Regions from separate parts of the Mus musculus genome. Here region 1 is linked to region 2. Evidence: chromatin loops called from intact Hi-C (ENCODE). Cell type or tissue: heart. All regions are shown on one strand. Each heading gives the region's core, and the rest is flanking DNA. Links, peaks and the distances in the headings are about the cores only.

Region 1 (15,671 bases), core at 8,794-11,293, 51 kb after region 2:
GAAAATAAGCAAGGGGTAAATCTGTACTCTTTACTTTGTCATGTGACTGGCTGTGACTACTGGAAACTGGGTGAGAGTGCAGAGAGGATGCTGAAGCAGGCATCTACAGAGAGGATGCTTGGATGCACGTCCACAGAGGGTGTTTGGAGAAGCATTAAATCATCTTTTCTTGATCTCTCACTATAAAAATGATACACACCAAACAGAAGTAGCTCCCTCAGCCTCTAGGTCTCAGAATAAGAGTTCACTTTGGAACAAACCTTCTGGTTGACTGACAACTAGAGAAAAACCACAAGACCACGGCCCTGCACTTACAGACAGCTGACGTCCTCTGTGGGAAAAAAAAAAAATCATCACTTGAAAAAAGAGCTCTAGAGTTGGTTACACACCACAACTGTAACAAAAGCTAGCTGGCTGATACACACTATAGACAGAGATCTCAAGTCCAGGTTATAAAGATGCACACATGCTCTCATAAGGAACTGTGAGCACGGGAGTCTCAACAGTTTCCATTATCTCTACCCCTAGATTAATTTAATTTAATTTAGTTGAGACGGGTATCATTATGCAGCCCAGACTGCCCTGGAGCTCACAGAAATCCAGCTGCGTCTGCCTCTTGAGTGCTGATATTAAAGGTGTGTGACATCAAACCCAGCATGAACCTAGATTTTACTAATCTTTTCCACTCTAAAAAACCCTGCCTTGGCCTTAACTCCCTGTAGCTCCGTACTGCTTAATCTCTTTCTTGGCCTTCCCAGGTAAAAGTCTTTAAAATCTCTAGTTTAAGAAAACTGAAACAAGCCAGGTGATGGTGGTACACACCTTTAATCCCAGCACTCAAAGAGGCAGACACAGGCGGATCTCTGAGTTCAAGCCCAACCTGATCTACAGAGCCAGTTCCAGAAGATCCAGGGCTACACAGAGAAATCTTGTCTCAAAAACATACATACATACATATACACATACATACATACATACATACATACATACATATACACACACAAAGATTGAAAAATTTTAAACATACCTAAAACACTGAGATTGAAATAATAGTTAGAAATCTCCTCACAATGAAAAACTCAGGACCTTATGGATTCACTGCTAAATCCCAAACTTTTTTTTTCAACAATGTTTTTTGTTATAATAATTTAATTTATTTGATATGTATGAGTGGCTTTGCTTGCATGTAAGCCTGTGTACCACATGCAGGCGGTTCCTGTGGAGTCCAGCAGAGGATGTCAGATCCTCTAGGATCCCCTGAGACTGGTGTTACAGAGCGGTGTTGTGACTGAGTGCTGGGCACTGGACTCTGGCCCTCTGGAAGAACACTGTCTCTCAGCCCCAAGTTCCAAATGTTTAAGGAGGACATAAGAACTGTACCTCTCAAATTGTCCCACAAAGTAGGAAAGGAAGAGACACTGACAAAAATCACTCTGTACAGCCAGTGTGACTGATACCAAAACCAGATAAAAACACAAGAGAAAGAGAGAAAGAGGGAAAGAAAGGAAGGAAGGAAGGAAGGAAGGAAGGAAGGAAGGAAGGAAGGAAGGAAGGAAGGAAGGAAGGAAGGAAGGTCCAATTTCCCTGATGAACAGAGATGCAAGAATTCTCAACAAAATTCAAGAACACATTAATGGAGCTGCAGAAATTGCCCAGCCATTAAGAGCATTCTCCTGCAGAGGAGCCAGATCTGCTTTCCAGCACCTACATGATAGCTACCAACTGTCTGTGCCTCAAGTTCCAGAGGGTCCAGTATCCTCTCCTGTGCTCCAGAGGCACCAGACACACACACAGTGCACATACATACATACATACATACAGGCAGGCAGGCAAACACACAAATAATTATTTTAGTCTTAGTTCTTTTTTTTTTTTTTATAGTGAAGGGATCATACATCGTGACCAATTGGTTTCATCACAGGGATGCAAGTCTGGTTCAACAAATACAAAACCATAAATAGAACATATCACATAAACAGACATAGGGCAAAATAGGCATGATTGGCTTAATGGATACAGAAAGACACTTGACAGAGTTCAATATGCCTTCATGATGAAAAGTCTGAAACTAGGAACAAACGGAATATATGTCAACATAATAAAGATAATATGTAACAAATCTGTAGCCAAGATTACACAGGAGAGAACTGAGCATCTCCTTTAAACTCTGGGGTGACACAAGGGTGCCCACAGGTGGCTATTTTCCCCCTCATGTTCAGTGTAGTGCCCCAAGTCTTAGCTAGAGCACTCAGACAAGAGGAAGATACAAACAGAATAAAAGTAGACAACAAAGAAGCCCGATGGTTCCCGCTCTCAAATAACATGATCCTACACTTAAAATCCACCTGCTGGTTGGGGCTCAACTTTAGGCCTAGCGCTTGGAGTTTGAGGCCAGCCTGGTCTACAGAGTGAGTTCCAGGACAGCCAGGGCTACACAGAGAAAACTTGTCTTAAAGCAAACAAACAAACAAACAAACAAACAAATCTTACAGACTCCACCAGAAAACTTTTAGATCTGATAAACATTTTTAGTAAAGTTGCAAGATAGAAATATCAACATATAAAAGCCAGTAGCTTTTTTACATATACCAAAAAAAATTAACTCACTGAGAAAGGTATTAGGAGAAATATTCCATTCTCAATAGCTTCAGGATAAATAAATAAATGAACAAATGAATGAATGAATGAATGAATAAATAAATAAATAAATAAATGTACAATATGCCTAGGAATAAGCCTCTAGAGTGAAAACTTTAAGACATTGAAAAGTAAGTTGAAGAAGACAATTGATAATGAAAAGACCTTCTGTGGTCATAGTACAGCAATCCCTGTACTTCAGACAAAGGTTACTATCTACACTATATAAAGAATTGAATAAAAGTAAACAAGCCAAAAAAAGCCCTGCCAAGTAATACATGGCCACTAAGCCAACAGTTCTCAGAAGCGGAAACACAAAAGACCAATGCTTTGCTTTGCTTTGCTTTGGTTTTTAATGTGCTCAACATCTTTAGCCATCAGAGAAATGTAAATTAAAATGGCTTCCAGAGTCCTTCCCACCCTAGCCATTGGCTATCACTAAAAACACAAATGACAACAGATGTCTGTAGGCAAGGATGTGAGCAAGAGAGGTCCTTATTCACTGCTGGTGGGAATAGGAACTGGTGTAGCCACTATGCAAACCTGTGCAAGGGTTTCTCATAAAACTAATAACAGCCACGAGCCCCAGGTCTACCATTCCTGGACTCTCTGTCATAGGCGGAGATCCTTGGCTGCCCATGTCAACAGCCGATCTGTTCATAAGCAAAGAGATGAAATTCAGCCTAGGTGTCCATCGGCTGGTGAGTGGACATCAAAGTTCAGGGTATACTAATATGCACGGGAATCTTATTAAGCCTCAAATAAAAATGAAATTCTCAGGAAAATGGATGAAAATGGAGACTAGTATATTGAGGTAGCCTGCCTGGCTCAGAAAGATGAATACCTCACATTCTCTCTCATGAGCTGATATATATGTGTGTGTAGTTATGCGTTTAGGTGTTAGCTATGTAAGTGTGGGCGTAGGGTATGAAACTAGAAAGGGGACATAAGAGGAGAAAGAGTTTAAAGGAACGGAGGGGGACTACCAGGGACAGAAGGGTCCAAGTGAAAGCATGGGAAGGAGGGAGCGGGGAGGAGGACAGAAAGGGAGGAGGCAGGGTGGGAGGAGGGGAGGAGGGGAAAAGGGAAGGAGGGAAGAGAGGAGGAGGGGAGAGCAAAGCTTTGTATAAAGATATCTCAACCAATGGAGGAGCTAGAGAAAGTACCCAAGGAACTGAGGGAGTCTGCAACCCTATAGGTGGAACAACAATATGAACTAACCAGTACCCCCAGAGCTCGTGTCTCTAGCTGCATATGTAGCAGAAGATGGCCTAGTCAGCCATCGTTGGGAAGAGAGGCCCCTTGGTCTTGCAAACTTTATATGCCCCAGTACAGGGGAACGCCAGGGCCAAGAAGTGGGAGTGGGTGGGTAGGGGAGCAGGGCGGGGGGGAGGGTACAGGGAACTTTTGGGATAGTATTTGAAATGTAAATAAAGAAAATATCTTATCATGAAAGAAAAGAAAAAAGATATCTCAAAAAACTTGTTTTGTATGCTAATTAAAAAATAAGCAGCTGAAGAGATTGGTCAGCAGCACTGGCTGCTCTTCCAGAGGATACAGGTTCAGTTCCCAGCACCACATATTAGCTCACAACTGTCAGTAATTCCAGTTCCAGGGATCTAGCGCCCTCTTCTGGTTTCTAAAGGCACTGTACTTGTGCGCACATAATCACATACAGATATATATATAGGTAGATACATATATATAATCAAAAATACATATTAAAAAATAAATATAACAAAAATACTTGCTTAGGCAGGTGAGGGGGTATGTGCTTGGGAAATGGGGGGCAAGGGGATTCAGAGAGAGACTGAAGCTAATCTGGGATACATAGACTATACTGAAAAGGCCTGTCTCAAAAACCTACTTCTTCGGCTGGGTGGGCATGGTGCTGTATGTCCTTAGTCCCAGAACTGAGGAGGCAGAGGCAGGTGGACATCTATGAGTTTAAGGCCAGTATGGTCCATGTATCAACTTCTAAGCCAGCCAGGAAACTATCTGAAAACCAGGTTCCTTGGGCTGGCCAGTTAGCCCAGCAGGCTAAGGCACTAGTTATGAAGCCTGAACATCTGAGCTCGAGTCCCAGGAACCACATGGCGGGAAGAAAGGTCAAAGTTCTACAGACTGCCCACTGACCTCCACACAGGCACCATGGCACGCACACACCCATCCACATCCACATACAATGAATGTAATTGTCATTTTTATAAAATGCCACTGTTCCTGCTGGCTCCGCTTCTGGGATTCAACTCACTCACTGCTCCTTCCGCTCTGTCCTCCTCTCTTTGTGTATTTTGGTAATCTATTTGCCCAATGGAACCTCTCCATCCCATCCTGTCCTTCTCCCAACAGCCACCCCCTCCCAGCACTGTTCTGCAACACTTAACAATGAAGGCAATTCATTCCTTTCTCTGCCCTCCTTCCTGTCTTCTCTCTCAGCTACCGGCACCATCATTAATCCAGTGACCCTTGTCATATGTAAAGCCAGGAACATTCCCGAAACTGCCTAGATTGTTGACTACAAGAACCAAGTCTGAAACTCCCTAGTTGATAACACAGAAGACTCTGGAGCCCAGGAATCTCTATGCCTAAAGCTGGTCTGGGGCAGACAAGCACAGGAGACAGTTTAGCATCCCACAGTGCAGTTGACAACCTAGTTCCTTCACCTGCACACACTACACACACATACACACACTACTACTCTCCTATGCAGTCTTCAGCCCTTCACCTGCACCCAGCTTTTGACAATTCCCATTCAAGTGCAGGAAGAACAGAACCGCCAATCCAGCTTGAACTGCCTTTTGAATATGTGGGCAATAAGGCAAAACTAAGCCACCCAGTAGCCTTTTAGGGAGAATCTCCCTAGGTGGACATATGATTAAAATTAGATACATTATAGGAAAGAACACATACAATAAGAAAAATTAGATCTGCCAGGCAGTGGTGGCGCACACCTTTAATCCCAGCACTTGGGAGGCAGAGACAGGTGGATTTCTGAGTTCGAGGCCAGCCTGGTCTACAGAGTGAGTTCCAGGACAGCCAGGGCTACACAGAGAAACCCTGTCTCGAAAAACCAAAAAAAAAAAAAACAAAAAAAAACAAAAAACCAAAAAACAGATCCAGGAAGTCCCTGAAACTGACCAGATTCACTAGGCCCCTCCCTACAAGAGCAAGCAATAAAAACTGAGAGTTACTCTCAGACTGATAGAAGCTGAGCTGCAAAGAAGACTCTGAGACCAGACCAGCTGCCTGGAAGAAGCAGAAACCAGCTGGACTGCCTAGACCAGGTTTAGATCAGTTACCTGGAAAGGGTACTCTCCAACTATTGAATTATCTGAAGGCTATGCTCCAGGTTCCCAGCTTTTGTGACTTGTCACCTGTCCTTTGATGATACAGCTATCCATGAGTCATGTATACTTCTGTAAGTAACCCCTCACCTATATTCCCATAAATAACATTAATAAAGCTCTGGGGTCCGCCAAGTTGGATTTTGGTGGTATCCGTATTTTGGTCTGCCCTGGACTCACTATCCAGGTGAGTAGACAGGTGTGCTGTATCCCCTGGCAAAAGTTTTGTCACACAAGACTTCAGCCACTTCTCAGAAAATGACCAGCCTAGACCAAACACAAGGACTGTCCCTCTAAAAACCTTCCAACTCATTAAAACCAAGAATGCTTACGGTTTATGTATTTTAGTGTACGTAAATTAGAGTGTAATTAAAAATTAGTAAATAACTTGTAAAGACCCCTGATTATTTATCAGAAAGCATATTCACTTCAAAAAATAATATTTATACCTGAACTGCACCTGTTGAAATGCTCAGCCCCACCCACTACCTCTTCCCTTCCACTCTCCCCAGCCCTTCCCCCCAGAGTCATGCCATCTGTTCCTTAGTCGTTTTCTTGCCATGGTGGGAGATGCTGAATAGAAAGTGAGCAACCAGGTTGTGGTGGCATACGCCTTTAATCCCAGCACTTGGGAGGCAGAGGCAGGGGAATTTCTGAGTTCGAGGCCAGCCTGGTCTGCAGAATGAGTTCCAGGACAGCCAGGGCTACACAGAGAAACCCTGTCTCAAAACAAAACAAAACAAAACAAAACAAAACAAAACCACACACTCCAAACAAACAAACAGGAAGCACACAAGCCTTAGAGGCTGGCTGGAGTGCATTCCAACCTCAGATTCAATCCAAACCCTGAGCACCCATAAACCAGTGACTTGGCTTCTCCCAACTTTGATTTCCTTCTCTATAAATCCAGCCAACAGTGCCAAGCTTATCCTGTTAGGCTGGGGAACCTAAGAGACCCATGTACACTAAAAGTTTCACCAAGACCCAGAAGTGCACAGGGAATAAAACCCATGGTCAGCCCCTGGCTCAGAAGTGTCAGAAACCGGGCAAATGGCTGCTCAGAGTCAGTATGGCCAGTGCAAGGCGGCCTTTCCTGCTCTGTGACTGAGAAAGCTTCCGGTAAAGTTTAGCCACAGGGGGCCATTGACAGTAATCAATTGATCTCCCGCCTTCTGATCTCAGGCATTCCACTGAAAACTGACCCTAATCACAGGGAATGGGGACAGGAGGCCTCCCCAAAACATCCTCTTGGGGCGTTCCTAACACAGAAAGTAGAAATAAAAGAATCGGTTCTATGTAGTAAGATCACAGGAGCAGGAGCCAGGGTCTCCAGGTACCCCTCCTAGGCCATTTGGGGCCTGCGCCAATACTCAAAGTCCCTGGAACCAGGTAATCCCAAGTGAAGTGTTCAGCCCTGCATTTAGTCACCAGACACCTGTTACTTGCAAAAGATAGCTTGGACCCGCACGCGGCTCCCATCAGGAAGAAGCAACTACTCCCAAAAATAACTGTAAGGAAGCACTATCAAAAGGCAGAGACTCCCGTAGTCCTGATGCCCCAATCCCTGGACAACCCGAGCCATGGCGAGCCCCCTCGCCTTTGCCTACCCAGAGCCTGAGAGCGCGAGGTCTTCAGCAGAATCGGTACTTCTCATTCCAAGAAGAGTCTACAAGGGAAGGTGTCAGCCAGCTAAGAAAAGGCAGGGCTAGGGCTCCACCCAGAATCTCCAGCCTCCTAAGACACACCTATCTACCTCCGGGCGAATGAAAGAGGCAGTCAGATCTGTTCTGGGGCCGATAGTGGCCCAGACAAGCAAAACTACAAAAATAAGAGTCCCTGGGGTCCTTCCTGAGGGAGGAGCTAGTGGCGTTGACATCCCCGCCCTCCTAGCCTCTTCCTGGCCCCCGCAGCAAGGAGGACAGCACTCTCTCCAGTCTCTGTTCTCTCTCCTCCGCGCCCCCCCCCCACAACATTATTTCCCGCTTTGCTGTTTCTTGGATGATTTTCAAGAGTTTGTGCAATCGCATATGTATGAAAATGCCATAATGAAACACAGTACTTTGCATGCAAAATAAATATAAAATAATAAAACGTTTGTGTGTGTGTTTTGTTGAGAGGTTCCCCTGCCATCTTCAAACACTTGATGGTGTCTCCTTGCAGTGGGAACGAGGTGGTTTGAAAAGTTGTGACGAGATTACCTCCCATCACCCAACACAGCAAAGTTAGTGCCTGAGACTTTGCCCAGGCTTGATTTTGGCTTGGTCCTTCCTTCACTGTTAGGAGTCTGTCTGTCTCTCAAATTCGAGTGTCTCTCACTTTGCCCCTACCTGCACCCCTTTTCCATCTTGTCCATAAGAAGAGCCAACCCGCCCTGTCCTAACTACAGTAGGAAAAGACACCTCCTGCTTTCTACACTCACTGGTTAGTACCGGTGGTCCCAGGATCTGATCTGCCCTACTCGCCCTGCCCTGCCCTGCCCTGCCCTGTGCTGCCCTGTGCTGCCCTGAATATCAGCTATTCGGATAGCGAGGGAAGGTGGCGGGAGACCCCAGTAAGCAAACAGATGCAGCGACACTGTTCAGGGTGGGACAGAGCCTAGAGTTCAGAAGTGGATACAGAGGAAATGATCGAGTGACCAGGACAAAAGCAAGGACCGAGGTAGGGCTGGGCCGGAATAGCGGCGCTCCCGCTCGCCCACACCTCCTCCCCACTGAAGCCCTCGCGTGGCTTCAGTGTCAGACGCCCGGCGGGACCCACCTGATCCGCAAAAGCAGGCCGGGTGTGTGTTGTCTGCTGCGCTGGAGACGGGACCACGCGGGCGGGCGGGCGGGCGGGCGGCGCCCTGCGCTGTAGGAGACCCGGCCGCTGCTCTGTCCGGGTGTGTCGGGTGGGGTGCGCGCCTCTGGCCCCTGCAGAGCTCGGCGGCCTAGGGCGCAGGCAAGTGGCGTGCGCCGACCCGAGGAGTGGGAGCCTAGAGAGTCCACTCCCACCCCCACCCCCAACACAACGTCCGGCGTGATGCACGTGTGATGCATCGGGTGTCCCTCACTTTACCCCAACCTGCACCTCTTTCCCATCTGTGGGAGGAGTGATGTTTCATCTCCACTCAGGCAGAAAAAAGCCTGAAACCAGCAAAAAAAAAAAAAAAAGAAAAGAAAAAGAAAAAGAAAAGAAATCGCTCACGGCCGCCTGTGTCTTCTGACCTGCCCATGGTGATAGGGGCTGCAGAGGAGGAACTACGGGTGTGTGTGTGGGGGGGGGGGGGTGTTACTGGGTGATGGGGTGGGGAACCGACACCCTATGCAATGAGGAAAGGTCTCATGGACACTGGCTTGGCTTACAGCCAGACACCTGGGAGCCTGGAAGGTCTTTCCACACTGGGTGTTTCTCTGGGAAGAAAGGAGAAAGGCCACGGGCTACAGGCTAAGGACTGCCCATGGATGCTTACTAGGCTAGGTCTCCCAGTCCTGAGCTCTGGGGTGAAAACTGGCCAAGAGGCATCTAGAGCATAGCTTGCTTGTGGCCTTCGAGCCTTGGGTGTCCTCTGATCGGGTTATACAGAGCCACTGCGACCTTCTGTAATTATTTAGAAAGGAACCCAAAATAATCGTGGCAGAGTTTATACCTCTATGCCCAACAAGCACATCTGCCCTCATCTGGTTTGCTCCACCCTCAGGCTCAATTGGATCTGTTTCATCCCCAGATAAAAGGGTATAATTTTGCTTTTGTTAAAATATCCACCATTGGTTATAGTTTTAAAAAAAATAAGATTTTTAAAGTTTTTGTTTGTTTTATGAGTGTTTTGCATGCAAGTATGTGTATGTATATATACAACGTGTGTGCTTGGGTGTCCCACAAGTTCAAAGGAAACTACTCGGAAACCCAAGATCTGGAATTCAAGATGGTTCGAGTCACCTTGTGGGCGTGGGAACAGAACCTAGGTCCTCTTTGTAAGCCCCAGAAGGCTCATGAGTAGCTAGGCCCCTCCCCTGAGGACCTCCTTACGCCAACACTCAGGTTCCGCCCACAGACCACTCTCACTTCCCTAATGGTTGGTCAGACTCAGCTCGCTGCCCCTCCTCGTTCCCTCCCCGCCCCTCTCAGCCCCCCACCCCCACCCGCGGCCAGCCATCAAAGTAAAAAGCCCAAACTCTATGGAAAGCTCCGCCCCAAGGAAAGCTGTGACAACACTGTTTTCATCTACTGTCTCTGCTGCTTCTCCCCCACAAGCCGAGGCAGCCACCACCTTCCTGGGTTCTTGTGCCGGGCCAGAGCAGAGTTATAACACTTGCAGCGGGGAAACACTCTCCCCACCCTGGAGGAGCTGTAACACTAGCTAACACTATTCCGGTCAGAGCTGTAACACCATTCTACAAGAGCAACAGGTGCGCTTTAACAGTGAGCTATCTCTCCAGCCCTTGAACATCATTGTCACAGACTAAGAAACGTATTAAAGTTTATTAACTTATTAAAGCTGTAACTTGATGTCGTGGAGATTGCACACATTGTTGAGGGTCCTATGCCAAAGGAAAGGGGACACAAGGTTCCTGAGGTAAGCACAGAGCCTACGTACTCACCAAGTACAGCGGCAGAACTTGGAAAACCCCAGTGGAACACAGCAGCAGCAGAATGGAGTCGTAGGCCCCACACAGCGGCTCAGGAATGTGGAGCCATGCAGTGGTACTGGCTAGTTTGTTTCGCCAGTTTGACACAAACTGAAGTCATCTGAGAGGAGGAAACCTCAATGAAGAGAATACCTCCTTAAGATCCAGCTGTAGGCCATTTTCTTAATTAGTGACTGATGGGGGAGGGCCCAGCCCACTGTGGGTGGGGCCACCCCATGGCGGCGGTCCTGGGTTCTATAAGAAAGCAGGGTGAGCAGGCCTTGGGAAGCAAGCTAGTAAGCAGCACCCTTCCATGGCCTCTGCATCAGCTCCTGCCTCCAGGTTCCAGCCCTGCTTGGGTTCCTGTCCTGACTTCTTTCAGTGCTGTGGAAGTGTAAGCCAAAGAAACCCTTTCCTCCACAGCTTGCTTTCAGGCTTGGTGTTTTATCATAACCATGAGAAGACAGGCAGCCAATACAATGAGCCCTTTGCTGGAGATCAATCCTAGCATTGTCTTGCCAGTGTGCTCACTGGAGCTCATTAGTAACCACAGTTCAAATAGTAAGCCGAGGCGCCAAGTGCTTTCATTTCCACTTCTCAGTTACCACAATTGAGAACACGCTGTCAACTAGACAGGAGGAGCTTTTGTTGCTGTTGTTTTGTTTTTATTAAAATAATATTTTCACTCAAGGTTCTGATCATGGTTTGCCCTCTCCAGGTCCTACCTACCAAAGCTTTATAGTTTGTTTGGGAATATGTTGCTTAGCTCGGGTTGGCTTTGAACTTGTCACAAAACTATGGCTGACCCTGAACTCTTGCCTCCACCTCCCAAATACTTAGAGTTTGGGGGGGAGGGTGCGCGCTCCATTACATCCTGCTTGGGGTGGGGGATTGAGGAGCAGACATAGCACCACACATCTATAATCCCAGCATTCGAGAGGCAGAGGTGGGAGATTGCTTCAAAATCAAAACTAGCCCAGTTGATGTAGCTAGGGACCCTGCTCAAAATAAGAAAACAAGGGCTGGCCAGATGGCTCCGTGAGTTAGGTTTGCTTGCTACTATGCCTGAGGACCTGAGTTCAGTTCCCAGAACTCACTTGGTGGACAGAGAGAACTGACTCTGTGGAGTTGTTCTCTGACTCCACACATGAGCTTCTGCCTCTGACACTAAATAAACAACTGTTGGAGAAAACAGTGATAGTTCTACAAAAAACAAGAGTCCCAAAGGAGTTGCCATGTGTTACTAGGGAAATTGAAGTCCAATCCTGGGCTCTTAGTCTCATTAATAAAAATAATTTAAGAATGGACTCAAAAGGAAACTCAAAGACAACTTTATTAGAGTTCAAACAAACAAACAAACAAAAAGGAAAACAAAACTCCGTGACAGCTATTCTGTTGCTGTGAAGAGGCACCATGACCAAGGCAAGTCTTAAAAAAAGAAAGCATTTAATTGGGGGCTTGCTTACAGTTTCAGAGAGTTAGTCCATCATTATCATGGTGGGGAGCATGGTCCAGGCTCATGCATGCAACCATTCTACCTTCAAGTGACAAATGTCCTGTCTTCCTCATTTTCTTCACCTGGGTAGCTGCTGAGATTCACAGATTTTCTCTTGTGGTTTGAATAAGATACCTCCTACCCCTCCTGCAGGCTCCTATATTTGAGTGCTTAGTCATCAGGATTTGGAACTCTGATAGGTTAGAATGTTAGAACAGTAGTGGCCTTGTTGGAGGAAGTGAGTCACTGCAGGTGGGCTTTTAGGGTTCAAAGTCCTCTTCAGGCCTAGAGTCTCTCTCTCTCTCTCTCTCTCTCTCTCTCTCTCTCTCTCTCTCTCTCTCTCTCTCCCTCTCTCTCTCTCTCTCTCCCCTCCCCCTGTCCTCTGTCCCTGAGAGTTAGCTTAAACAGTTTGATCAGTTTGATCTCCAATAAGCCTTCCTTTCTCCCCAGAAGTGGTCTAGTTCAGTGGTTTCACTGTGCCCTGACTTACAATGATATAGCTCGATTGATAGTCCATTGTGATTACAATCAAAAGACGAAGGTCAGGAAGATGCTCAGCAGGTGAAAGAAAATGCTTGTCACTCAAGCCTGAGGACCTGAGTTCAATTCTAGCACCTGTAATCCAGCACACACACAATAATATGGGAGGGAGACAGGAGAACTGGCCCAAAGTCCACGGACTTACTGTCCTAGAGTGCACATCAAAGCTGTAGTAACAAGAAAGACTCTGCCTTGGGCTGGAGAAATGGCTCCACAGTTAAAATTGCATAAGAGTATGGGCTGGCGGGGCATGGTGGCACACGCCTTTAATCCCAGCACTCAGAAGGCAGAGGCAGGTGATTTCTGAGTTCGAGGCCAGCCTGGTCTACAGAGTGAGTTCCAGGACAGCCAGGGCTATACAGAGAAACCCTGTCTTGAGCCCCACCCCCCACCCCCAAAAAAGGATAGTATGGGCTAGAGAGATGGCTCAGTGGTTAAGAGCACTGACTGTTCTTTCAAAGGTCCTGAGTTCAATTCCCAGGAACCACATGGTGCCTCACGACCATATATAATGAGATCCAATGCCCTCTTCTGGTGTGTCTGAAGAAAGCTACAGTGTAGTGATATAAATAAAATAAATCTTTAAAAAGAAAAAATTACTTAAGAGTTATGAGAAACTTGTGGGTGTGGTTCCCAACAGCCACACTGGGCAGCCCTAGGGAATCAACTGGCCCCTTCTGGCTCCCACAACCACCTGAACACACACACGGAAGAGTTGAAAGGAGAGGGGAGACAGACAGACAGACAGACAGACAGAGGAAAATCCCTGCCTAAAAACAAGGTAAGAAAGAACATTTTCCCAAAACATTGCCCTCTAGTCTCTACACTAGTTCCTGACACACTAGTACCTGCTCTCCTTCCTTTTCTTCCACACGGAACACATAAGAAAGAGAGACAAAGTAAAGGGGACTAGAGAGAGGCCAGTGAACAAGAACTCACATAGCTTGCTTGTACCAGGCCCTGGATTCAACACCAGCACCACCAAAAAAATGGGGAGAGGGTGGAAGAGATGAGGAAACAGAACACTTTGCAAACATACTTTGTTGTTGGAAACTGTTATAAATGGTATATAAAATTAAAAGACTTCTGCTTCTGTGTTCAGAAACTCAAGCTGAATAGTCCATCTCCAGCAAGTCTTCCAGGTCTAATAAAACAACCTGTAATCCAAAATAAAGAAATTAATTAATTAATTAAAATATAATACAGAAAAATGGTAAGTGTGAAGCACAATGTCACAAGTTTAATCTGTTCCTTGATTTTATGCCATTTGAAATTTTTTAAGGGCTGGTGAGAAGGCTCAGCAGGTAAGAGCACTGACTGCTCTTCCGAAGGTCCTGAGTTCAAATCCCAACAACCATATGGTGACTCACAACCATGTGTAACAAGATCTGACTCCCTCTTCTGGGGTGTCTGAAGACAGCTACAGTGTACTTACATATAATAAATAAATAAATCTTTAAAAAAAAAAGAAAAGAAATTTTTAAAATTTGATGCTAAAGTTTTTATTTGCGTTTGTGTTGTGGACTTGTTCAGTTTATAGAGCCAAGGGCAGAAAAAAATTCATGCGTTGTTTAGATTTAAATTTGCTTCCTTAAAATGTGAGCTAATACCATGGGTCTGCTTTAGATATGTTTTTAATTCTTTGAGAGAAACCATCAAGCTCTCAAAAGTTAAACAACTAGCTGCGACTGAGTAAATGCCTTGACTGTTAGTTACCAGATTTTCTGTAACACTGCTTCTGAGGACACGTCAGTATGCAGGTCACCCCGGGTAATGAACCAACAGCAAACCCAAGTTAAGGTCATTACTGACTGTGCTGGAGCAGCCACTCCCAGTTTGCATTCTCCCACCTCTGAACAAGGTCCTTCCTCTTGTCAGATTCTCCTTATCTGAGTGCTGAGGTCAGGTGGCCTTTGGGAGAATCTGAAATATCCATCCAGAAGATTCTGACATGGGAAATTTCCTCCTAGCATCTTTGGTGGGGAACAGAATTAACCATAAGGAGTGCAAGGTCAGTGTTAGGTGAGCCTTTCCCACAGAAACACTGGATGAAGGAAATCCTGTGCAACCAGAAAGCCCTGGATTCCCAAAGACAGCCAGCCTTACCCTCATAGACAAACGCAGAAGTGAGATGTAGGTAGGGAAGTGACTTCTTCAAAGCCAAAAGTGTGGGGTTTTCAGAGCTAGGATCTGTCCTAGGCCTTTCCCCAGCTCCTTATCCAGTGACAGGTAGGGAAACTCACAGGTCCAATGTGGGTTGGGAGGTGTTTTAATAAAGACGCAAAAGAGATAGTGTTAACTCCACAGAACTGCAGGGTAAATATGAGACCCATATCTAGGAAGAAATGGGCATGAGCAGAACACTAGAAAAGGGAAACTTAGTCATGGTACCTCAGAGGTGGCCTGGGTCCCTGTAGGAGACAGTGGGGCACAACACATCTGAGTAGTCCTGTCAGAGACATTTACAGAAAAGGCCAGGGACTAACAACCATTAGTAAGGTACTCCCAAGAAGGGAGTATGGCATGATGGAGGTTCTGTATCAACAGGATACTCTCATCTTAACCATCAGTCATTATAGGGAAATGACATCAGAAGGAAAGGGGAAAAGATGAAGGAAACAGAAAGAGGTAAAAACTGAAGAAATAAAGGGGGTTGGGGAGGAACTTTGGAGGGAGGGAGGGAGGGAGGAAGAGAGAGAGAAGATGTGAAGGAATAATGAAAAAGAGAGAGAGAATGAATGTTTTAAGCTGTACATGCTCTAAGATATCCCATGTCACACAGCAGAGTCCCCTGCAGGGCTTTGTCCTGAGTGACCCCATCTTTCAACCAGCAGTTTTCTCCATTTGGGGCACCAATGCTGAGGCAGTGAGTCTGCATCTTACTTGTGTCAATAAACAGCCATCTCCTGGGCCAGCAGGATGGCTCAGCAGGTAAAGGTGCTTGCTGCCAAACCCAAGGACTGATTCAATGTCTGGGACCCACACAGCAGAAGGAGCAAGCTATGATAAGTTGTCCTTCAATTTCCACATGCCTGTGTGCTACCCCTA
Region 2 (15,671 bases), core at 8,415-10,914:
AGAGGGTTCAGGTGCACGACAGGCATCCGGGAGGTGTCGTCTATCATGACGTAAAATATGACCCGATGGCCAACCATGAAGTACATGTCAGCAGACTCCAGAAAGTCTTCTAAGTAATGCTCAATGTACCTGAAATAGAGAGGGCTACATTGAACCACCACGGGCTATCACACTTATATATGGGTACATATATACATGTAATACCATACTTAACATTACAGTAGATGATCTGTATTGTATGTTAGGAGGGGATGGCTTCTCCACATACCACTCGACACTAGCTGGTCATTGTGTCCTTGGGGAAAGTGGCATGACTTATCTCACTGCCAGCTTTGTTAAGCAAACTGGGGATGCACAGCCCCGACCGCATGCTCTTCGATGCCTGCCACACTGAGAGCTCGGTGTTCTCAACTACTCTGCGTTGCAGTAAGGTTCATGCTAAGGCTCTGTTCTCTGATTGAGAAGCTGGCTGTCAGAGAAGGAGCTAGCTCTTGAATATCCAGAAGAGGCCAGTGTATCTGCTAAGCCAAACACAAAGAAAATTCTTCCCAGAATCCTCTGAGCATTCAAAACTCAACCTTACCTTCTCGGTTAGGTTAACCCCAAACACTAGCACTGTCAGCCTCCTCTGTGACACAGAGGATGCATGTTCATAGGATGGACATCTAATTCCTTACTCATGTCCATTCTACAAACCTCTCACGGGCTACCCCAAACACCAGTGGACCATCTAGACAAAAACCATGTTATGATTCCATTCATATACTAGAACAATCTCAGATTGCATCTTATTTATTTATTTATTTATTTATTTATTTATTTATTTATTTATTTATTGGGGGGGGGGGGAGACAGTGGGTCATGTATACCAGGCTATCCTCAAACTTACTATGCGGTCTCGGATGACCTTGAACTTCTCATAGTCTTGCTAGGATTACCAGCAGGACATCTGCTATTTTTAAGGTGCCTGGGATCAAACCTAGAGTGTCATACCCACTATGCAGCCAACCACCTGAGCTACAGACCACACTATAGTTTGCTTATATTTTAACAATTTTATCTTTTTAAAAATAGCATTCTTTGGGGTTGGAGAGATGGCTCAGCATTAAGAGTAATAGTTGCTCTTCCAGAGGACCTGGGTTCAATTCCCAGAATCCTATTTCATGCACCCACATGACAGCTCACAACTGTCTGTAGCTCCAGTTCCAGAGAACCAACGTCCTCAGGCAGGCAGGACACCATTGCACATAAAATAAAAAACAGATATAATGTAAAAAAAAAATTAGCATGCTTTAGAATAATTTTGAATTCTGAACAAAACTGAGCTGAAAGTGTTGAATGTACCCATGTACCTACCTGGTATGTGAATAGACTTCCCTACTAGGGCCACCAGTGCTCCTGGTGGCATGTGTGTGACAGTTGGCACTCACATTAACATAAGGTTATTCTATGTTATACTATGGTTCATGTTGGGAAGTGTGCAAAAGCATGGCATCAGCAAAACCCACCAGTGCTATATCACAAGAGTCTGACTGCATTAGAACTCACTCTCCCAGGCTCCTCTTTTTCTGCCTTTCTCTCACCCCAGCTGCTTTCAGGCACCATTCTTTTCCCTGACACCATAGCTTGGCTCTTCCAGAATCAGAATCAGAAAGTGGACAGTAGAGATCTGTCCTATTTGGGGACAGATTGCTCTGACAGAACACAAGACCAGAAGCAAGTTGGGAAGGAAAGAGGTACTTGGTTTCCACTTCCACATCACTTTTCATCCTAGAAGAAAGTCAGGACAGGAACTCAAGCAGGGCTGGAGGCAGGAGCTGATGCAGAGGCCATAGATGGGCTCTGCTTACTGGCTTGCTCATCATGGCTTACTCAGCCTGCTTTCTAATAGAACCCAGGCCCACCAGCCCTGGAATGGGACCACAGACAGTGGGATGGTCCCTCCCCCATCAGTCACTAAGAATGTGTCCTACAGGCTTGCCTGAGGCTGCATTTGATGGAGGCAGTTTCTCCATGGAGGCTCCTTCCTTTCAGATGACTCTAGCCTGTGTCAAGCTGACACAAAACTGGTCAGCACTGGAACCTTTCCAGCTTGTGTTCTGCACTAAGTAACAATTGACAAAAACTTCCTCCTCCTTCTTCTCTGTGGCTCGACAGCTCACTTTTCAGCAGGAAATATTATCCTATTGTCTGAATTGATCCGTTCATCTTTCCATTTGACTTGTTTGCTCCCAAGTTTTAGCAGTTACAAAGAACATTTCTAAAAATATCTACATAGGTTGTTGTGAAGACACGTCTCAACTCATGTGGGGGAACACCAAGGAATCTGACCAGAAGATTATATTATGATCAGAGCATGTTTTGTTGTGTAAGCAACTTCCACAATTTCTTCTGCAGTGGCTGCACCATTTTGTATTCCCAACTAGCAATAAAAATGGTTCCTATTACTTCACATATTTTCCAACATTTTATAGTATCAGTATTATTTTTCTCATTTTTATAAATATCTCTTGTCAATTTGAATATTTGCTCAATCTAATGACACCATATTGATCATTTTACAAGCTCAAGCTATAGACTGTCTTCCCAAGAAATACCAAGGAGGGGCTGGTGAGATGGCTCAGCAGGTAAGAGCACCCGACTGCTCTTCTGAAGGTCCAGAGTTCAAATCCCAGCAACCACATGGTGGCTCACAACCATCCGTAACGAGATCTGACGCCCTCTTCTGGAGTGTCTGAAGACAGCTACAGTGTACTTACATATAATAAATAATAAATCTTTAAAAAAAAAAAAAGAAATACCAAGGAGACTGCAGGATGAGGGTGACGTCAGAGGGTCCTTGTGCAAACCCTACACAGACATGGACCACAGTCAGTTTGCTGAGCACACAAGTAGCCAATCACAATGTTCTGAATGTAATGAAGGTGGCTTTGGTTTTGTTTCTTTTGTTGCTGTTTTGTTTTTCTCAATGCTTGGGTTTTTCCAGTGGAGTTGAAACAAATTGCACTTTTTATTTTTGGCATCAGGGAGCTCAAAGGCTTGTAGGTGTGACTCTTTAGATGGGCAAATAGGTCTGAATGGTCCAGGAGAGCCTCTGACAGGACCACAAGGATAGAGGTCAGGACACACCTCTGTACTTGGACCTCTAAGGAAACCCAGTGTGCCCTGAAGCTTGGGAAAGAATCCGTAGGAGCAGGGCAGGGAGGGCAGTGTCACCGCAGTGTCTAACAGTCAGCTTAAGAGGCTAAAGTGCTACAGGTGGCTCCAGGCATGGAGCCTGAAGACAGGCAACTACCAATCCCTAAGGTCCAGATGCACTTTCTCTGGCATTCACTGTGGCAGACTTGTCTATCTGGGAGCACAGCTTTCCCCCAGGAGGTGGGAGGGATCACAGGGCTCTTGTGGTGTTCTGGCTTCTGTTTTTCTGCAGAGTTGTGATTGGATGATTGATAGCATTGTGGGACAGTGGGTAACTTTCTGTTCTTTTAGGGAAACACTAGGATCAAATCAATGTGCAATGTGGCTGTCTTGTGGCTTCAGTGCCCAGAGGCTTTGCTGAGTTGAGCCCTGACTCCAATCCCTAAACAATACAAATGCCTCTAGTGAAATGTCAATAGACACTGCTTTTCACTTGATGGCATTAGGCTCAGGGAATGAGCACACTGAGCAATGTCAGGACTTCCCAAAGCCAAGGAGGACTGCTGGCCCCTGGGAGGGGATCCGGGGATATCACCCCAGCATCTTCTGTTAGGTCCTGTCCTGTGAAAGCTCAATGGAAGGTCAACCTGCTCCTTCTACTCCTCTTGTCTATGGCAGGCGAGCCAACTTCCTGTTGATGTGTGTGTGTGTGTGTGTGTGTGTGTGTGTGTGTGTGTGTGTGTGTTTAAATCAGAAGAAGTACCAACACCAAGGGCCTGGGGACAGAAAAAGAAACAAGCCAGAAAGACTTTTCAGTAGGTATGGGTGCCAGACCTGAGCATTGAGGTGGATCCCCAGAACCCATATAGTGGAAGGAGAGAGCCAACACCCCTAAATTGTCTTCTGACACACCCAAACATCCACACCCTGTCCGTGGCCCTGGGCTTTATAAGAAAGGAGGAGCACTTACATCCCAGCCAGTCAACAGCTGGCTTTTGGGGCCTTTCTAGAAAGGTTCTGAAGGCAGGAATGGTCTTGGTTCTGGGTACCAGTGGCATTGAAGAGAGTCTCCCTCCCTTGTGTGGTGGGAATTGGTGGACTTACCTCCTGTTTGGTTTGGAACCCAGGAACAAGGGACCAAGGTGCCTATTTTACATAGCAAAGCAGACCTGGCCTCCAGGTTTTCCCAGCATCCCTCAGTCCCTACCTGACATACCTTACCCCCATGCCTGAACTTTCCAGCCTTCCCCCCAGAGGTTCTTGCCTTTGTAATCCAGACACTTTGCTTGTGATTATAAAAAGATAAAGAAATATAAGAATATGTTCTATGGGGTGTGGTGAGGTATGGGGGGAGGGGGGTGCCTTAATGGACCCATGCCAAGGTGTCCTTTCCCCCTGAGGGACCAGCCACATGGCGGTATAGTATAAAATAGCATTTATTCAGGGCCTGAGGAGGGGAGTTAAAGAGTACTAGAGGCAGAGAAAGGCAGAGAGAAGGAGAGAGTAAAGAAGTAGAGGCCGGCCATGACCATGGTGATAGAGGAGGGAAGGGAATGGGGAGAGAGGGGGAGCAAGAGGCAAGAGTAAGAGAGAGAGAGAAGGGGCAAGCAGCCCGTTTTATTGTGGGCCAGGCCTACCTGGCTGTTCCCAGGTAACTATGAGTAGGAGCATACCTGGCCGTTGCCAGGTAACTGTGGGCGTGGAGTCCAGACAGAATCTTAACATGCACACATTTGCGCTCTCTTTCCCCCAGTCCTCCCTCCCTTCCTTCTGCCCTTTCTCTCTCTCTTTCTTTGCCTCTCCCTCCCTCCCCTCCCACCTCTCTGCCCTTCCCCACCATACTCCCCACGGTGACATCTCTGGCCTCAGTCCTTGGGGTCAGTGACCTCACCTGAGAGCAGCTTCCCAATAAACCTGTATTTAATACAATCTACTCTGGCTTGGATTGGCTCATTCACTGGCAGAGAAATACCTCATCACCTACTATCATTGTTTTTTCTCAGCCATTATAAGAAAGAAGGGGGAAGTCTACTGTCAAATTCCAGCCTTTGTGGGGCCCTGGAGCCCCACACAAATCCTTTGATGCTAGAACAAGAACAAATCATCAAGGGTGAGTTTGTCAGTGGTGCTTACTTTCCCACAGCAAACACTGTCAGCCCCACAGTGAGTTTCTGTGTGGCGTAGTACTTTTCCAGCAGAGCTGTGTCATAAGTGCCTTCCCACACAATCGGCGCCTTCCACGGGGTCACTGTCAAAACATCCGGGCGGTTCCTGGTGAGAAGAAGCATGCAACACCGAGTCAGAAGCATTACACTGAGGTGTGGTGAGAGACTGGCCAAGGAAGGGAGGCCAGTGACTGTCACTGAATCTTGCCTGCATGAAAGACAGGAATTACAGAAGGGGTGGAGTCTTGGCAAGGGCCAGGCACAAATGCATAGGGTACCTCCAACTCTTGGAATAGAGTGAAGTACAAAGATAGTAGGTCCTGGATGGGTGAAATACAAGTTGTGCAAGCTTGCTTGGCCTTGTGGCATTTTCCTGTTATTTAAAGCTAAACCTCACTGGTTCCCAGTGCTGTTGTCTGCAGTATGGACAGTCTGGCCCTTATCTGCCTAAAGTCACACAGCTACTAAGGAGGAAAGCTGTGACTTGAACCCAGAGTCTTTCTGTGGAGTCTAGTGCTTTGAGCCCCAGTTTTCATTGCTCCTTAGATGGACACGTGCTCAGCTGATAAAGTCTGGCTAAACCCCAGATTTGCCTTTGTCCACTCAGTAGCTACTGCAGCATTTCGTCAGCACTGAACTGTGATAGGCCAGTGTGGCACTGGTATTAGGAGCTCACAGGAGGCAGCTCTGAGGGGTGTTCACCTGCAGAGCTTTACCCTGGTAGAACATTTACTCCCTTCCCAGGCTGGCTTTATTGAGTGATGGTATTTCAAAACAAAAAGGAGAAAATAAATAATCATATGCAGATTCTCTTTCTCAAAAGCAGCGTTTGTGAATGTTATCTCCCTCCTATGTCAGAGCCTCATCTGCTGGGCTGTTGACTTTGCTGTCAAGGAAGGAAGGAAGTCTCAGTAGCTCTAACCCAGCCAACCTCCTCAGTCTGTCTTGTTGTTGCTGTGCGTGAACTACAGTGTTGCTCATTGTTCTATATGAGCAGATGATGTTATACTGTGGTTAATGAAAAGACTAGGCCTGTATTTAATGTGTCGTGTATACCAGGAGCTAAGAACAGGCCTTTCCCTCCTGCACTTAGCCCCACACCAGCCATTGCCAGCACTCACTGTCAAGGCAAGAGAGGCTCCGGAAGGGGAAGGGGGCTGAGCCACTGGCCTCTTAATTTTCACAAAGAGCCAAACTGAAGTTTAAGCACTGAGAAATGGTGGAGTGGAAACCTAAGGGTTCTTTGGAAAGTCAGTTAGATGGTGTTTTGCTGGGGCAAACATGTAAAGGAACACTTCGTCAAGGTGCACACAGGTGAAAGACTAAGGCAGACTTTTGAAGGAACGTTTCACTGAAGCAGACAGAGGAGAGAGGATGTTCTACTAAAGTAAGAATGTGAAAGGACTCATGATGAAAAATTCTTTGTATTGGTCCGCTATACACTGCATAGTTGAGGTGCATTTGTCGGGATGCCATAGAGAGAAATGCACCAAAAGAAATTCTGGTGGTGTGCTGTAGTTTGCTGCTGCTTTCAAGGACTTAGCTGATTAGATGCAAGTGCTGAGGCAAAGTATATGGAGGACACGTGATGTTTGGAGGGTATAAATAGGACTCCATGGAGTGACGGAGACAGAACTTGGCTTGCTGGTACAGTTACCTGTGCAACACTTGTGACTCTTATCTTTCCTGATCTTCACTTCCCTGAGAGAGGCAGAGCAGAGACTTTCTCTTGGTGTTCTTATTAGTCCCTCCTGCTGACCCGAGCTGAGGCTGAGCCTGGCTCTCTCTGCTAGGTCATGTAACCACTGTTGCTAACCCGACCACCAAACTGGACTGCTGGTGTATATGTGAGGTGTTTGCGAGTGGATGGAGCTGGCACTCGCTGCCTGCTAACCTGTGAACTGAACTGCTGATTTCCAAACAACACAGACAGGAGTTGTTCCAAAGAACCTTTGTAATATAGGTCTACTTCCCCCATATCCTTTCTTTTCCATTACCTCTGGTGGGTGGTGGGTTACAAGGAAGGTTAAAGCGTTTAAGAACTATCATTAAAAATAGGATTTGAAAAAGTTAAAGTTACAAAATGGCACCCAGTTCTTCCCCTGAGAACCTTCAGTATAGTGGGTGCTCAACCCTGCCATGCCACTCCTCAGCTCTGTGGCCTCTCGGGCCCTACTGGCTTGAAACTGAGTGGAAACCCAGTGTCCACCTTGGCTATTTGAAAGTGAGAACCTCCTTTGAGCAGGAAGACAAAACAGCGCTATTAAAAATTAAAGCAAAATTAAAAATTGAAACATTCTATTTCCCGGTCATTAATTGTTCAGTTCCACTGGCAATTTCAGCATGTCAGTGGCGCGTGACGGAGAAGCCAGACAACAGCCTGGAAGTGCAGGTGGGAGCAGGTGGGAGGCAGGATGAGGGGACTCCAGTTTCTAGGGGGAAACTGTGCCTGAAGCAAGCTCAGTCATCAAAACCCACAAGCACATCCCCTCAAAGAAGCCACTGTGATACTATCAACTGCCTGAGCCAAGACCGCCATGATAAGGTTCTAAAGAGCGGGAGGAAACGGTGCTATGTGACACTCAAATGCCCTTCCTTCTGCACTGGGCACTCAAACTGTGTGACCTCTGTATGGCCAGGTCCACCATAGGGGGCAAAAACTTCAGGAAAATGACCACCTCCTGCAATAGAGCATCCGGGTCTCTAGGTTACTAGGAGTTCATGCCCAACTGTATGTCTTCATGCACAGGTACATTAGTGGTATCCACGGGTTAGCTAGAGGAAGTATTACAATTCTGTGTATTAGGCTGGACAGGTGGCTCGGCAGGCAAAGGCACTTTCGTGGGAGCTGACAGCCAGAGTTTGATCCCAGGAACACACACAGTGGAAGGAGAGAACCAACTCCCACAGGTTGTCCTCTGACTTATACATGCGGGCCTTGCCACACACAAATAAATGAATCGATGTTTAAAATTCTTATGAAGCACACAGTAGACTGAGGAAAGATGTGGAACACACATCACACAAGCTGTACAATCCCAATAGAGAGGTAATGTCAGCACAAACAGCGGAGGTGGCTATGGAAGGGAGAGAGGCTGTGGAAAGAATCTGAGAGGGAGAATTGATAATAGAATTTTACTGTTGGTGGACAACGGAAAACTTCTCCCAGGCTAGGACTGAGGTATTTAAGAAGATGGGAAATGAGAAAGAAGAGGTTGGGGCGGAGCTGAGATATCTACAGCAGCCATCTCTAGCTGTCTAGCCCTGGGTTTGTGGGGGGGCGGGGGTGTCTTACCTCCATAGGCACCATCTCTAGCTGTTTAGCTCTTAGACATCATCCCCATAGCTGCCATCTCTAGCTGTCTAGGCCCCGGACCTCATCCCCATCTAAGAGGCTTAGCAAAGCTGCAGTGCTCCCAACATTTTACACTCATAGTGTCCCAGGCAGCTACTCCATGCCCAGCCTATGGTAAGATACGGGCAGGATGGAATTCTCAGTCTTGCACACTGGCATGAATCTCCTGAGAACTCAGTGGACTTGCCAGAACATCTCCAGTTTCTCCAGAGCCTGAGCTCCGTCAAAAAGAACGAGGCACTGTTCTCTCCTTCCTCTACAGCTGTGCCTCACCCCTTGAGAGGTCTCTTTCTCTGCCTGCTCCTCCAGGGCTGAGACAGAACACACCCGGTCCTACTCCTCTGCCCCAATGACCTCATCTGTGACTACAGATCTCCCTGCTACCTGTAGCCTGATGACACCTCACCTTCTGTCTTCAGCTCATCTTCAGCCAAGCTCATGAGCAGCTGAGGCTTTCCACCCAGAAACTCCTTAACACATACACGACACAGTGCCACCTCTCAGGTCCTAAGCCTGTGGCAGTTCCTAATGTCCATTTCCTAGAAGAACCATCAATCACAAGTCTCCCAGGGCTGACAGTCGCCCTGGGCAGCTCTGATCACACCTTTCCCGTCAGCTGATCACATGACCTTAACATCTACTGCCCTCTAGGACTATGACGTACACACACCCCACCCCTCTACCCACTCCCCACTTCCTGCCCATCCCGTCTCCTCCCTTCTTTCCTGTCTTCTTTCGATATTAGTCCTTGGGATCAACCCAGGGTCGCATGCATGCTAACTACATACTCCGCTACTGAGCTAAGAAACCCCAGTTCTGAGATGAGGAACTTCTTAAACGTATCATAGTGTCCCCAACACAGTGCCTAACACAGTATCTTTTAAAGCTTTAATTTGAAAGAACTACAAGTTTGGTTGTGATCAAGTGAAGAAATAGTTTATATTATATGCAAATAATACACATATGCACAGAAACAAAACTCTACTTACAAACACTCATCCTTAGGGTATGCACTTTGATCATCTCTTATACTTCAATGCTATGTGTAGGTGTGTGTGTGACGTGTATGTAGTGTGTGGGCATGCAGATTCCACAGCCCACATGTGGAGGTCAGAGGACAACCACAGGTGACAGTTCTCACTTCCCACCATGTTTGAGGCAGGGTTTCTTGGGGGTTCCCACTTCCTAAAGCAGCCTGACTGACCTAAGACCTTCCAGGGATTCTCTTGTCTGTATTTCCACCTTTATGCTTGGGCTCACACACGCAGGCCACTGCATCTGGCTTCACACAGCTTCCAGGGGTCTGACCTCCAGTTTGCACACTAGCACGGCAAGTGCTTTGCCCGCTGCACCAACGCTACCATTCCTTGCTTGTTTTTAAAGTCTGTTTAGGCTTGATACTTCGGCTGCTTTCTGAGAACGTGAGTGGGTAGCGAGCAGCAGTTTGGAAAACACCAGCTACCATTTCCTAGTTTCTGATAGACACGCGTTCTCTGCTTGTGTACGGAGTGGATTCCTGGCTCTGGGATCTCCTAGCTCATAATTTCTACCTCATGGATATGTTTTAGCTGAATCTAGAGAGAGTTTTCTTGGCTCACCCTAGACCTTGTCATTTTCTCAGCAGCATCCTATGTGGCCTGTAAAGTCCTTAACACCCAGTGTTTATGTTTAACCTACCACTGGCCATTTCCTGCTGCAATTACCACAGTGTTCAGTCTGGTTCAAAGCACCCAGATCTTAGTTTCTTAGCCAAAGCCCATTGAGGAAGGTCTACCCACTCCTGCCAGCATCCCCTCCTGCCAGCACCCCCTCCTGCCAGCATCCCCTCCTGCCAGCACCCCCTCCTGCCAGCATCCCCTCCTGCCAGCACCCCCTCCTGCCAGCACCCTCTCCTGCCAGCACCCCCTCCTGCCAGCACCCCCTCAGCACTCCCCTCAGCATCTCCTCAGAACCCCACTCAGCACCCCCCACCCCAATCTCCTGTCTGTCCTTACTTTGGATTGAACCAGTCCCATAGCTGAGGCTCTTCAATGCGATCTCCATTTCTACCCTTTTCTCTCCGTCCTTCTACGTTGTCTTCTTGATAACTGTGGGTCCTGTGGACAAAGGTAGGACAAAGTTGGTAAGGACAGGTGGCTTCCATGACTCGTGTCTCAAGGGAAAGAAGGCATCACTCACACCACTGGGTGGACTGGAGGACTCAGGGCACTGACCCCTTGATCCCTACACACTTCTGATAAAAGGTACAGCATTTGCCTCTCTGGCCACCATGTGGGTCAGGGGCTGAGGTTCCAGTGACCCTGTAACCCTCAGTTATTTCAGAAGTCGGTGAGATGTTTCAGAACAGTACTCCAAGGGACATTTCTGTTCTGTGTCTATTCTGAAATTTCCACTTCAGCCTGAACTTCACCCTTAACTGGAGAAGAAAGGGCAGAGGAAGGAGGAAGGCAGACAGGAAGGGGGGGAGGAGGGAGTGGGAGGAGGGGGAGGGAAGCGGGGAGACACTCAGAATTCCACTTGTAAGTTAGCCTCCTCTGAACTGGTGAGATGGCTCATCCTGTAAAACTGCTTGTCCTGAAAGCCTGAGCATCTGAGTCTGGTGATCACACACTGGAACCCGTACTGGAAAGGCAGAATTGCCTCCTGAAAGCTGCCTTCTGACCTCCGATGAGTACTATGGTGTACACACAGCTGCAATCATACACACGTCATACACACAAACACACTCCCCACCCCTCACAATAACAATAGAAGCTAACAACAACAAAAACAACAACAGCAATGAGGAGACTCCATGAGTGAGTCCAGTGAGCCAGAAGAAGGGAGGGAGGAGGCCATGGGTCCTCTGTGGGTTTCAGGGACTTAGGAACCCATCCTGATCCCTTACCCATTTTTAAACCAGCTTGGGAACCACCAGTCCTTCTGCCATCTGTTCTCACCAACCTCTGGAATTCTAGGAAATGAAAAAGAATATAAACACATCTAGAAATCGAGGCGGTCCTGAACTTTAAGGGTCGGGTAGCACTAGAAAAAGTGAACGTCAAGATGCAGCTCATGAAACATGGACACGCAAAAGGCAGCTGAGCTAAAGGCAGAGAGTGGACTTGAGGGGCCTCAGCTGCGCCCTTCTGGGCAGCCCTGAGCACTCTGCTCATCCCTGGGACCCCTGAAGGATAAGGGGCAGGGAAATCAGAATGGTGGAGACCCTGCAGACCTGAGAGCCTGTGGTCACGATCTCCTCCTGCTAGTGGAGTGACTTTGGCATACACTCACACTGTCTAAACTGCCACGTTCTTCTCTGAAAAGGGTAATCAATAATAATCCTTCCACGAAGGGATCTGTAATGACCAATGAGACAGCAGATATGCAAGAGCCTGGTGAACATAAAGCGGCTGTAACGAGGGGTAATATTAAAATAAGAAAAAGCACCTTCCCGAGAATGACTGCATGCGTGTGTGTCTGTGTGTGTCTGTATACATGCATGTATTATAGAGATTAATCTGAGAAAAAAATCCCATTGCCCAATCAATGAAAGCTTCAGGAAATCTGAAGATTGACAACAGAAAAGTTAGAAAATAGTTATATATCAATCTTGGCCCTGACTTTTGATAATCATGGTTAATAATCTCTACTTTCAGGTGTCTCTAGTGAGAGAAAGTTGGATGCAGTGACAAGGTGACTCTGAACAGGCATACAACATTAGGGACCCTGTTTGGAGGTGGGGTCCTGGCTTGTAGCTCAGGCTACCACAGCCGCCCTCCCATGTGGCCTATGGCAGAGACAAGAGGCTCACTCCACCACACCTGGCTAAGAAATTCACTCTAGGCCTCAATTGCCTCTGGAAATGTCTGAGATAGTTAGTGAATTCAAGACGTGCTTATAATAATTGGGAAAGAAAACACACACACACACACACACACACACACACACAAAAGTCATAGGCAATAGAGAAAGGCGGATAAGATATCTCAGTGGGTACAAAGGTACTTGCTACCAAGTCTGATGACCCAAGTTCAATTCCTCGACCCATAAGAGTAGAAGGAAAGAACCAAGTTGTCCTCCAATCTGCGCACGCACACGCACGCACACACACACACACACACACACACACAAAGACACACACACAATTTTAATAAAAGAAATATTAGTGGCTAGGAAGATTGCTCAGTGAATAAAGTGCTTGCTTCAAAAGCATGAGGACCCCAGGTCAGATCTCCAGCACTCTGACAAAATCCAAAGCAAGCGGTACAAGTGTAGAACCCTGGCACTTAGTGGGGGGTAGGGGGGGAAACCAGGAGTCCTGGGTTGGCTGGCCAGCTGGTATAGCCAAAATTAATACCCAAATTCAGTAGGAAGCTTTGTCTCCAAACTTGAGGTACAGAAGAATAGAATAATAAACCTTGCCCTCTGGCCCACACTGGTACATGCATAGGCAGGCATAACCATAGACACCCACTCACACACGTGCACATACCACACACATACACCAAGAAAATGCCACTGGTTCATTTGGTTACCCAGTGTATATTTTCGCATGACCTTGGCAATCTCAAATTCAAGTTTCACGTCTATTCTCCTCTTTACGGCTGAAGTGAGGGCTCAGTGGGTTTGAGTGTGTGGCCAAGACCCCTCAGCAGGTAAGGATACAAGGCAGGTGTAACACCAGGGAATGAATTACACCCAAATGAAGGCTACGTGTGGTGAAAGCTGTTACAAATTATTTCTTCTGAACTTCCTGGCCACCATGCAGAAGATAAGAAACTGGAACTGAACGTAAGTCCTCCCTCAGTGCCTCACAGCAGCACTGAGGGTACACACTACAGCATGCAGTTCCCTGGGCTCTTTCCCTACGTCAACCAAAAATGGTCCCCATGACAATATTTGAGGAGAGTCCCCTGAGCAGAACCGAGAGCAAAACTCATCACTATTCTACAAAGACCAGTTTGGGGACTAGCAGAGTTGCAGCCCTGACCCCAGGGCCCTAGCAATCCTCCTCCCTGTCCTGGCCTCTCTCCTCCCTTTACTGTGGCCCGAGCACTACATTGGCTGGCTTGAAGAGAGGAAATCAACTTTAGGGGCTAAAAAAAAAAAATCAAGTGATCCAGACATCCAATAGATACACAGAATTCAGAACACTTACTTTGTGTGATATATCCACAAGAAAGAGCCTTCTGGGCTAAGGACAAATAAGAAATAGAAACGTCATATACTTTTAATTCTCAGAAAGGCTTCACTGCAGTGGTTTTCCTTAAGCGTTTGGGTTCTCAGGGGATTCCCACAAGCATCACTGAGGAACAGAAGTGGGCACCCAAACACTCTCAATTCTTGTTTTTATTTGGGGGATTTTTTTCCCTCTTTCTCTCTTTTAAAGTCACCCAGCTGTTTGTTACATGACAGGAAGGTCCTCTTCCACCACAGTCCCAGAAGCTGGGCAATGAGGAAGGCGGGGAAGGTGGAAGCGCCACGGCCAGCCACCTCAGGCTGAGGATTCTTCCCCACAGGAAATAGCCGCCACATTCAGCTCAGATCCCTTCTTCTGAGCAGCCCCCATGGGTGTTGCTTTAACCAGAAGGCTAGGCCAGCTACAACTACTTTAGGGCACTAGCTCTCATCAGTCTTACACGTGCTAGGCAAGTCCTACACACCGAGTGCTGGGGCTCATGAAAAATATACAATGTAACAGAGAAGGCAACATACAGCAACATACATCCTGGCTAGGGAATTTGCCTGGGAAGAACTGGTAGAAAGCTAGTGTGGCCAGAGAGCAGCAATGAGCATAAAGAGTTGGTGTGGAGAACAGTTAGGAAGTGGGCAGTGGTCAAGGCAGCCATGGCTGGTGACAGTGCTGACCAGAGAGGCTACTGGAAAATGTGTGTGGTGGCTTGGTGCCTCTAATTCCAGCCTTGAGCAGCAGAAGCTACAAGTTTGAGGCCTCCCTGCTCTGCATAGCAATGACCAATGAGAAGTGTCTCAAAAAGACAGGACTTAGTGCCATACTGAGTAATTTGGTGCTGGGCAGAGGCACTGTGCCTAAACCCTATGGCTGACTTTGCTCATCCCATCGTTAATAGTTGTTTCAGATTCTACCAGGGTCTCTTTGGCTCTTATCTCCTCTCCCCACTTCCTCCCCACACCAGAGATCAAGCCTCCTCCCAGGGAGCAAACATCTGCCTTCCTGCCCTGTTACCTCCTCCAGCTTTGCCCCAAGATCCATACTCCAGGACAAAGCCCTAATGTACCTAGCTCCTAAATCAATGTATTAATGTAGTGCTTTGGTGAGCCTAGCCATGCACTGTTCCACGCAGTTGACACACAGTGGCTTTGGGAATCCTCACACCACTCTGTCCCCAGCCTTACTCTGGAGGGCAGGGGCAATCCATGAGTCTTCTCAAAGTCATTCTACTAATGAGGTGCAGAACCCCACATCTGAGCCTGTGGAGTAACTCCACATCTTACCATAGGAGGAGGAGGAGGAGACAATGAGAAGGAGAGGAAGGCAATGAGGAAAAAGGGGGAGACAATTAGAAAAGGGGGGACCATGAGGAAAAGAGGGCAACTATGAGAAGAGAGGAGAAGACAAGCCAACATTAAGAACACTACTTGACATTGGGGCACTATTTTGTAGTTAATGGTTGCCATCATGTCTTTAACAGCCTTCCTTCTAAATTTTACCATCTTCTCCTAGAATCTGCCAATGATATTCAGGCTCAACTGTCACTTTAGCAGCACTAATCCTCCAGGCACAGCTCAAAAAGTCACCTCTTCTGTGCCCTCCCTGATCTGATCCTGGCATGGCACTTGGCCCACAGAATGTGTTTTACAAATGTCTATGAATCTCTTTCCAGGGCAGGCAGTCTCTGCCTCCTTGTCTCACAGTCTCTCACGGTCTCCTCTCTACCTCAACTCCCTTCATTCACCTTAAATCACAGGCTCCTTATGCACGGAGCTCACCCAATCCATACTGTAATGCCCTATGGTGAAGGGCTCTATTCGGCTTTCATGTGGCCCTTGAG

Evidence for each region. A loop is a pair of places that touch in the nucleus more often than their neighbours do. Peaks named below come from ENCODE experiments on the same cell type or tissue, not always from the same donor. Only the 100,000 strongest peaks of a DNase experiment are listed, where the experiment ranks them.
Region 1: a loop joins it to region 2, with 2.4 times the contacts of the local background. A loop is called at or near these places in 4 of 42 quality-filtered maps.

The regions. Positions count from the first base shown.
Region 1 is chr2:35,453,604-35,469,274 of GRCm38, forward strand. Ggta1 (glycoprotein galactosyltransferase alpha 1, 3) reads right to left here and starts at 7,846. Exons shown (of 8, transcript NM_001145821.2): 1 at 7,592-7,846. In heart, for the core only: no CTCF peak of the experiment used is centred there; DNase peaks (open chromatin) are centred at 9,388 and 10,008; H3K4me3 peaks cover 1,699 bases; H3K27ac peaks cover 2,346 bases.
Region 2 is chr2:35,402,674-35,418,344 of GRCm38, forward strand. Ggta1 (glycoprotein galactosyltransferase alpha 1, 3) reads right to left here. Exons shown (of 8, transcript NM_001145821.2): 5 at 11,546-11,611; 6 at 10,653-10,754; 7 at 5,272-5,409; 8 at 1-129. Among named protein-coding and RNA genes, the nearest start is that of 4930402F06Rik, 13 kb to the left of the region's middle. In heart, for the core only: no CTCF peak of the experiment used is centred there; no DNase peak of the experiment used is centred there; H3K27ac peaks cover 851 bases.